2 separate regions of the Homo sapiens genome follow, and region 1 is linked to region 2. The links are chromatin loops, found by intact Hi-C in ENCODE. Cell type or tissue: B cell. All regions are shown on one strand. Links, peaks and the distances in the headings refer to the core of each region. The heading gives the core; the rest is flanking DNA. Region 1 overlaps ADK (adenosine kinase). Region 2 overlaps ADK (adenosine kinase).

Evidence for each region. Peaks named below come from ENCODE experiments on the same cell type or tissue, not always from the same donor. Only the 100,000 strongest peaks of a DNase experiment are listed, where the experiment ranks them.
Region 1: it touches region 2 in a loop (1.8-fold over the local background); 2 of 110 quality-filtered maps call a loop at or near these places.

Annotation. Positions count from the first base shown.
Region 1 is chr10:74,353,320-74,356,245 of GRCh38, reverse strand. All of the region lies in intron 4 of ADK (adenosine kinase), which reads right to left. Among named protein-coding and RNA genes, the nearest start is that of ADK-AS1, 170 kb to the left of the region's middle. In B cell, for the core only: no CTCF peak of the experiment used is centred there; no DNase peak of the experiment used is centred there.
Region 2 is chr10:74,403,481-74,406,406 of GRCh38, reverse strand. The region is part of intron 6 of ADK (adenosine kinase); the gene reads right to left. Among named protein-coding and RNA genes, the nearest start is that of ADK-AS1, 120 kb to the left of the region's middle. In B cell, for the core only: no CTCF peak of the experiment used is centred there; no DNase peak of the experiment used is centred there; H3K27ac peaks cover 1,481 bases.

The DNA of each region.
Region 1 (2,926 bases), core at 209-2,708, 50 kb after region 2:
GAGATCGAGACCATCCTGGCTAACAAGGTGAAACCCCGTCTCTACTAAAAATACAAAAAATTAGCCGGGCGCGGTGGCGGGCGCCTGTAGTCCCAGCTACTCGGGAGGCTGAGGCAGGAGAATGGCGTGAACCCGGGAAGGGGAGCTTGCAGTGAGCCGAGATTGCGCCACTGCAGTCCGCAGTCCGGCCTGGGCGACAGAGCGAGACTCCGTCTCAAAAAAAAAAAAAAAAAAAAAAAAAAATGAATTATTTAGTGAAATATTTCAGATACATACACACACATACACACACACAGAGGTATCCTTGGTAGGAACTTAAATTGTGTTTCTTACCGTGGATTGATTGGCAAATATGCTCATTTGCTTATATAAATAACATGGATAAGTAGCACTATGCCTGAGAATTGAAAACTTAAAAATAGCACCTAATGTTTACCAACAAACACATAAGGAAAGAGGAAACCTAAGTCTTTATATATAATGAAAATTAGAAAAGATACAGACCAATTGTCCAAATTTCAACTGTAAACAAGATAATAGAAATAAATAACAACAGGAAAATAAAAGCAAATGGTCCTGAATAAAAGTTAGACACTTTTAAAATTTTTCCAAATGACAATATGCTTTTCTGTTCAGTCTCTGAAAATGCTATCTGTAAATCTTCCCCAACTCTTATGATCCCACAGACTACATTTCTAGCAGATACTAAGCATTAAAGAAGATAAAAGTTATGTGGAACAACCACTATCCCAAAAGGGCTTATAACGAAATAAAGTTAAATATTACTCCATACACATTATATCATTAATTCTTGATTGCACAAGGCTAAGTATATACGTTATGTACTATCTGAAATATTTTGCTTCTATCCCTTTGGGTCATTTCATTATTCCTCCAGGCAGCAGAGAAGTTTTTAAAAAGTTAACTTATACATACATACATACTCTCTTAACAATTCCAAGTAATCTTGATTAGGAAGCAAGTATCTTTACTAATAGTTGGTTTATCTCACAAGAACATTAGCAGAAAAGCTGGGTTTTAACACTTCATGATACCTACCTTGCCATGTGAGCTTAGCCAAATAATAAACTCTTCAGATAGACAAATAAAACTAGAAAAGAGCAGGTGCAGTGTCTCATGCCCGTAGTTCTAGCACATTGGGAGACCAAGACAGGAGGAGACAGAGCAAGACCCTGTCTTTAAAAAGAAGAAGAAGGGGAAAAAAACTGACCCCAGTACAGACAAATGTATGGAATGAATATTTGTAATGAAGTTTTACTGATATACCACACTGTACTTAATGCATTATAAATGCATACAGCTCCAACAATCATTACCCAAATAGTGGAAGCAGTGAGTGGAAGTGAGAAAAAATAAAATATTCAGCAACTCAAATTTAATATAAGTGCTAATTGATCTTTCTGTTTAACTTTTTTAAGATAGATAATACATTAAAGTGGAGTGATGCCATGAAATATTGGAGCTATAACAGACCTTAGGAATCATGTAACAGATCAAGTCAGCTGAATCATTTGCCCAAAATGACTTAGTTACTTGGTTGGCAGAACATGGAGTAGACCCTTCACATCATGAGTTCCCACCAAACCTGGTGGTCGCTGGTTATGACTGTTTCTATCATCTAATATGTTGACAAGGTTTTCCTTAAGACTATAACAAATAGATATATTCCTCTAAATAATCATAAAGGAGTTGGAGTTTATCATGGTTTCCTTAAGCAGTATTCCAAAGCTGGTACGTATTCAAAACCAATACTTGTTGTAATAATTATTTAAGGACTTCATAAATAATTATCGAAGAATGTTAAGGTTAAAGGAAAGGTTTCATGGGGGAAATTTCTACTGTTTATGAAGGAATTGTGTAGGGGTAACAGATGCCAATTTTTCTAGGAAAAAATTCAAAGAGTTACTGGAATACTTCCGTGAGAGTCAATGAGGCTGTGCAGGTGATTCTTATCAGGGCAGCATAGGATCTGCTATACTGAAAATAAGATAAAAATTGCTATCTGGCCTCAGACAAGAACTAATTCCACATGCTCAAGACAATGAGTTCACCTTCTCCTATTCTTACACACAACTTCTGTTCAACAGTAGTAATCAGTAGAGAGACTAATCAAAGTCAGTGATTTAGTTGCTTGTGTTATAATTCGTATACCAATTTGTTGAATACTTGTTTTTAAATGCTGTTTTAAATTGATGCTTATTCTGGACAAAGGAAACCCTTTTTCTTAATTCAGAGTGATCTAGAGCATTTTAAAGCTACACTTCTAATCTATGACTTTCTGTAATTCAGAAAGGATGATTTAAATTCTCAAAGAACTCTATAAGCAAAATCAAGTAAACTGAAGTTTTTTTTTCTTTGAAACAGAGTCTCGCTCTGTCGCCAGAGCTGGAGTGCAGTGGCGCAATCTCAGCTCACTGCAAGCTCCACCTCCTGTGTTCATGCCATTCTCCTGCCTCAGCCTCCCAAGTAGCTGGGACTACAGATGCCCGCCACCACGCCTGGCTAATTTTTTGTATTTTTAGTAGAAACAGGGTTTCACCATTTTAGCCAGGATGGTCTCGATCTCCTGACCTTGTGATCCACCTGCCTCAGCCTCCCAAAGTGCTGGGATTACAGGCGTGAGCCACTGCGCCTGGCTTTTTTTTTTTTTTTTTAACTTTAAGTTCTGGGATATATGTGCAGAACGTGCAGGTTTGTTACGTTGGTATACATGTGCCATGGTGGTTTGGTGCACCTATCAACCCATCATCTAAGTTTTAAGCTCTGCATGCAATAGGTATTTGTCCTAATCCTCTCCCTCCCCTTGACCCCTACCCACCAGCTGGCCCAGGTATGTTATGCTCCATTCCCTGTGTCCATGTGTTCTCATTGTTCAACTCCCACTTATTAATGAGAACATGTGGTG
Region 2 (2,926 bases), core at 106-2,605:
AATATAAAACTATGCCAAGGTACATCATAATAAAATTGTTTAAAATCAGTGATAAACATCTTAAAAGCAGATAAAGGAGGTTAAAAGACATATTAGGTAAGAGGGAACAATGATAGGAATGGCAGCAGGCTTCCTTTCAAAAACAATGCAAAGCAGAAGACAGTAGAGGAACAGAAACTAGATTTACTCCCTATCATGAAACAACAATAGCAAAACTAGAAACAATGGTTTTTAATACACTGGACATCAAGAATAAAAAATACGTATCTCTGAGAGATGGGAAACAATGGAGGTCAGCCATATGACTACAGCAGTTTATTGCAAGAGTTTCCAGAATATGGTATAAGGAGAACTGTAGTAGATGCCAGTGAGTTGAGGAAATACAACTGAGAGTCTGGGAATTTCAGAGCAGTTAAGAGTTGAAAGACCACAATATCAGAGAACAGAAAGATTTACAGAGAAACCTGGAATTCTGTAGAGGGTCTTTTCTTAAGGTCAGTACCTGGGAAAGAAACATCCAAAAGTATTAAGAGGAAAAAAAAATAGAAGGAACAGTACCTGAGGCACATACACATTTGGAAATAGTGGCTGTTTCAAAGACCTAGAGCAGAAAAACTCATCATTTTTTTCATCAAAGTCTCCAACGTTTTTGGCACCAGGGACTAGTTTTGTGGAAGACAATTTTTCCACGGACGGGTAGGAGGCGTGGTTTCAGGATGAAACTGTTGCACCTCAGATCATCAGGCATTAGTTAGATTCTCATAAGACGTATACAACCTAGATCCCTCGCTTGTGCAGTTCAAAATAGGATTTGCACCCCTATAAGAATCCTCTGCTGGGTGCAGCACACCAACATGGCACATGTATACATATGTAACAAACCTGCATGTTGTGCACGTGTACCCTAAAACTTAAAGTATAATAATAAAATCTAAAAAAAAAGAATGGGAAAGGTTTCATTAAGAGTCCAGAGTGTATAGCTATACATTAATCTAAACTGAATAAAATTAGATTTTTCACATTTGAAAAAAAAAAAAAAAGAATCCTCCGCTGATGTGACAGGAGGTGGAGCTCAGGTGGTAATGCTTGGTGGCCTGCTACTCACCTCCTGCTGTGTGGCCTGGTTCCTAACAGGAACTGATATAGTTGCAGTACCAGAGATTAGGGACCCCTTAGTGCTCTGTGCCATGGAGTACTAAGAAAAGTCTTCCCCCAGTAGTAAGAAATATTTAGCTTTATTTATTTGATGAGATTAATAACAGTTCAGGTATTACAGAAGAAAATATTAGTGAAATGGAAGGCACAGCAAAGGAGGTATCCAAAATAAAACATAGAGAAAGAAACAAAATAAAAAAAGAGTGTCAGTGAGCTATGAGACAACTTCAAGTGGCATAAAAGGGTCAGAAAACCAATTTGAAGATGTATAATGGCTGCAAATATTCCAAACATAATAAAAACTAAAAACCGATAGCTCTAAGAAGTTAAACAAAACCCAAGCACAAGAAACATGAAGAAGAATACACTAAGGCCCATCATAACTAAACTGATCAAAATGAGTAATTTTCTCTGTGTGTATTTTTTGTAAGGATGGGGTCTCACTATGTTGCCTAGGCTAATCTTGATCTCCATGCCTCAAAAGCCATCCTCCCATCTTGACCTCCCAAAGCACTGGGATTACAGGTGTGAGCCACCGCACCTGGTCTCATATGAAAAATCTTAAAAGCAGCAAAATTTGGGGAATGGGGGTTGTGAAACATTGAAGAACAAAAGAATGTCAGATTTCTTATCAAGAACTATGCAAGTAAGATGGCAATGGGGTAACATTTTTCATGTACTGAAAAACTGTCAAACTAGAACTATATATCTGGCACAAATGTCTTTCAAAAATGAAGGTGAAATAAAGATGTTTTCAAACATACAAAAGCTGAAAGAATTTATTACTGACAGATCCAAATACAAGAGATGTTAAAGAATGCCCTCTAGGCAGAAGGAAAATGATACCAGATGGAAATCTAATTCTAACCAAAAGGAATAAAGAGAACTAGAAATGATAAATACCTGAGTAAAAATATGAATTTTTTCTTATTAAGTCTTTTAAAATATATATTTGACAATTTAAACAAAAATAGCAGCAAGGTTACGATGTTTATAATATATATGTAGAAGTAAAATGTATGTATTGTAAGTTGTGAGACATATATTAACAAAGCTGATTAAAAAAAAAAAAAACAATTAGGCTGGGTGTGGTGGCTCATGCCTGTAATCCCAGAACTTTGGGAGGCCAAAGCGTGTGGATCATGAGGTCAGGAGATCGAGACCATCCTGGCTAACATGGTGAAACCCCGTCTCTACTAAAAATACAAAAAATTAGCCGGGCATGGTGGCAGGCACGTGCAGTCCCAGCTACTTGGGAGGCTAAGGCAAGGAGAATGGTGTGAACCCAGGAGGCGGAGGTTGCAGTGGGCAGAGATTGTGCCACTGCACTCCAGCCTGGATGACACAGCAAGACTCCATCTCAAAACAAAACAAAACAAAACAAAAAAAGGAATAGGAACAGCTCCATTCTACAGCTCCCAGCGTGAGTGATGCAGAAGACGGGTGATTTCTGCATTTCCAACTGAGGTACCAGGTTCATCTCACTGGGGCTTGTCGGACAGTGGATGCAGCCCACAGAGTGTGAGCCAAAGCAGGGCGGGGCATCGCTTCACCTGGGAAGCGCAAGGGGTTGGGGAATTCCATTTCCTAGCCAAGGGAAGCCATGACAGACGGTACCTGGAAAATCAGGACACTCTCACCCTAATACTGCGCTTTTCCAATGGCCTTAGCAAACGGCACACCAGGAGATTATATCCCACGCATGGCTCGGAGGGTCCCATGCCCATGGAACCTTGCTCACTGCTAGCACAGCAGTCCGCTATCAGATCAA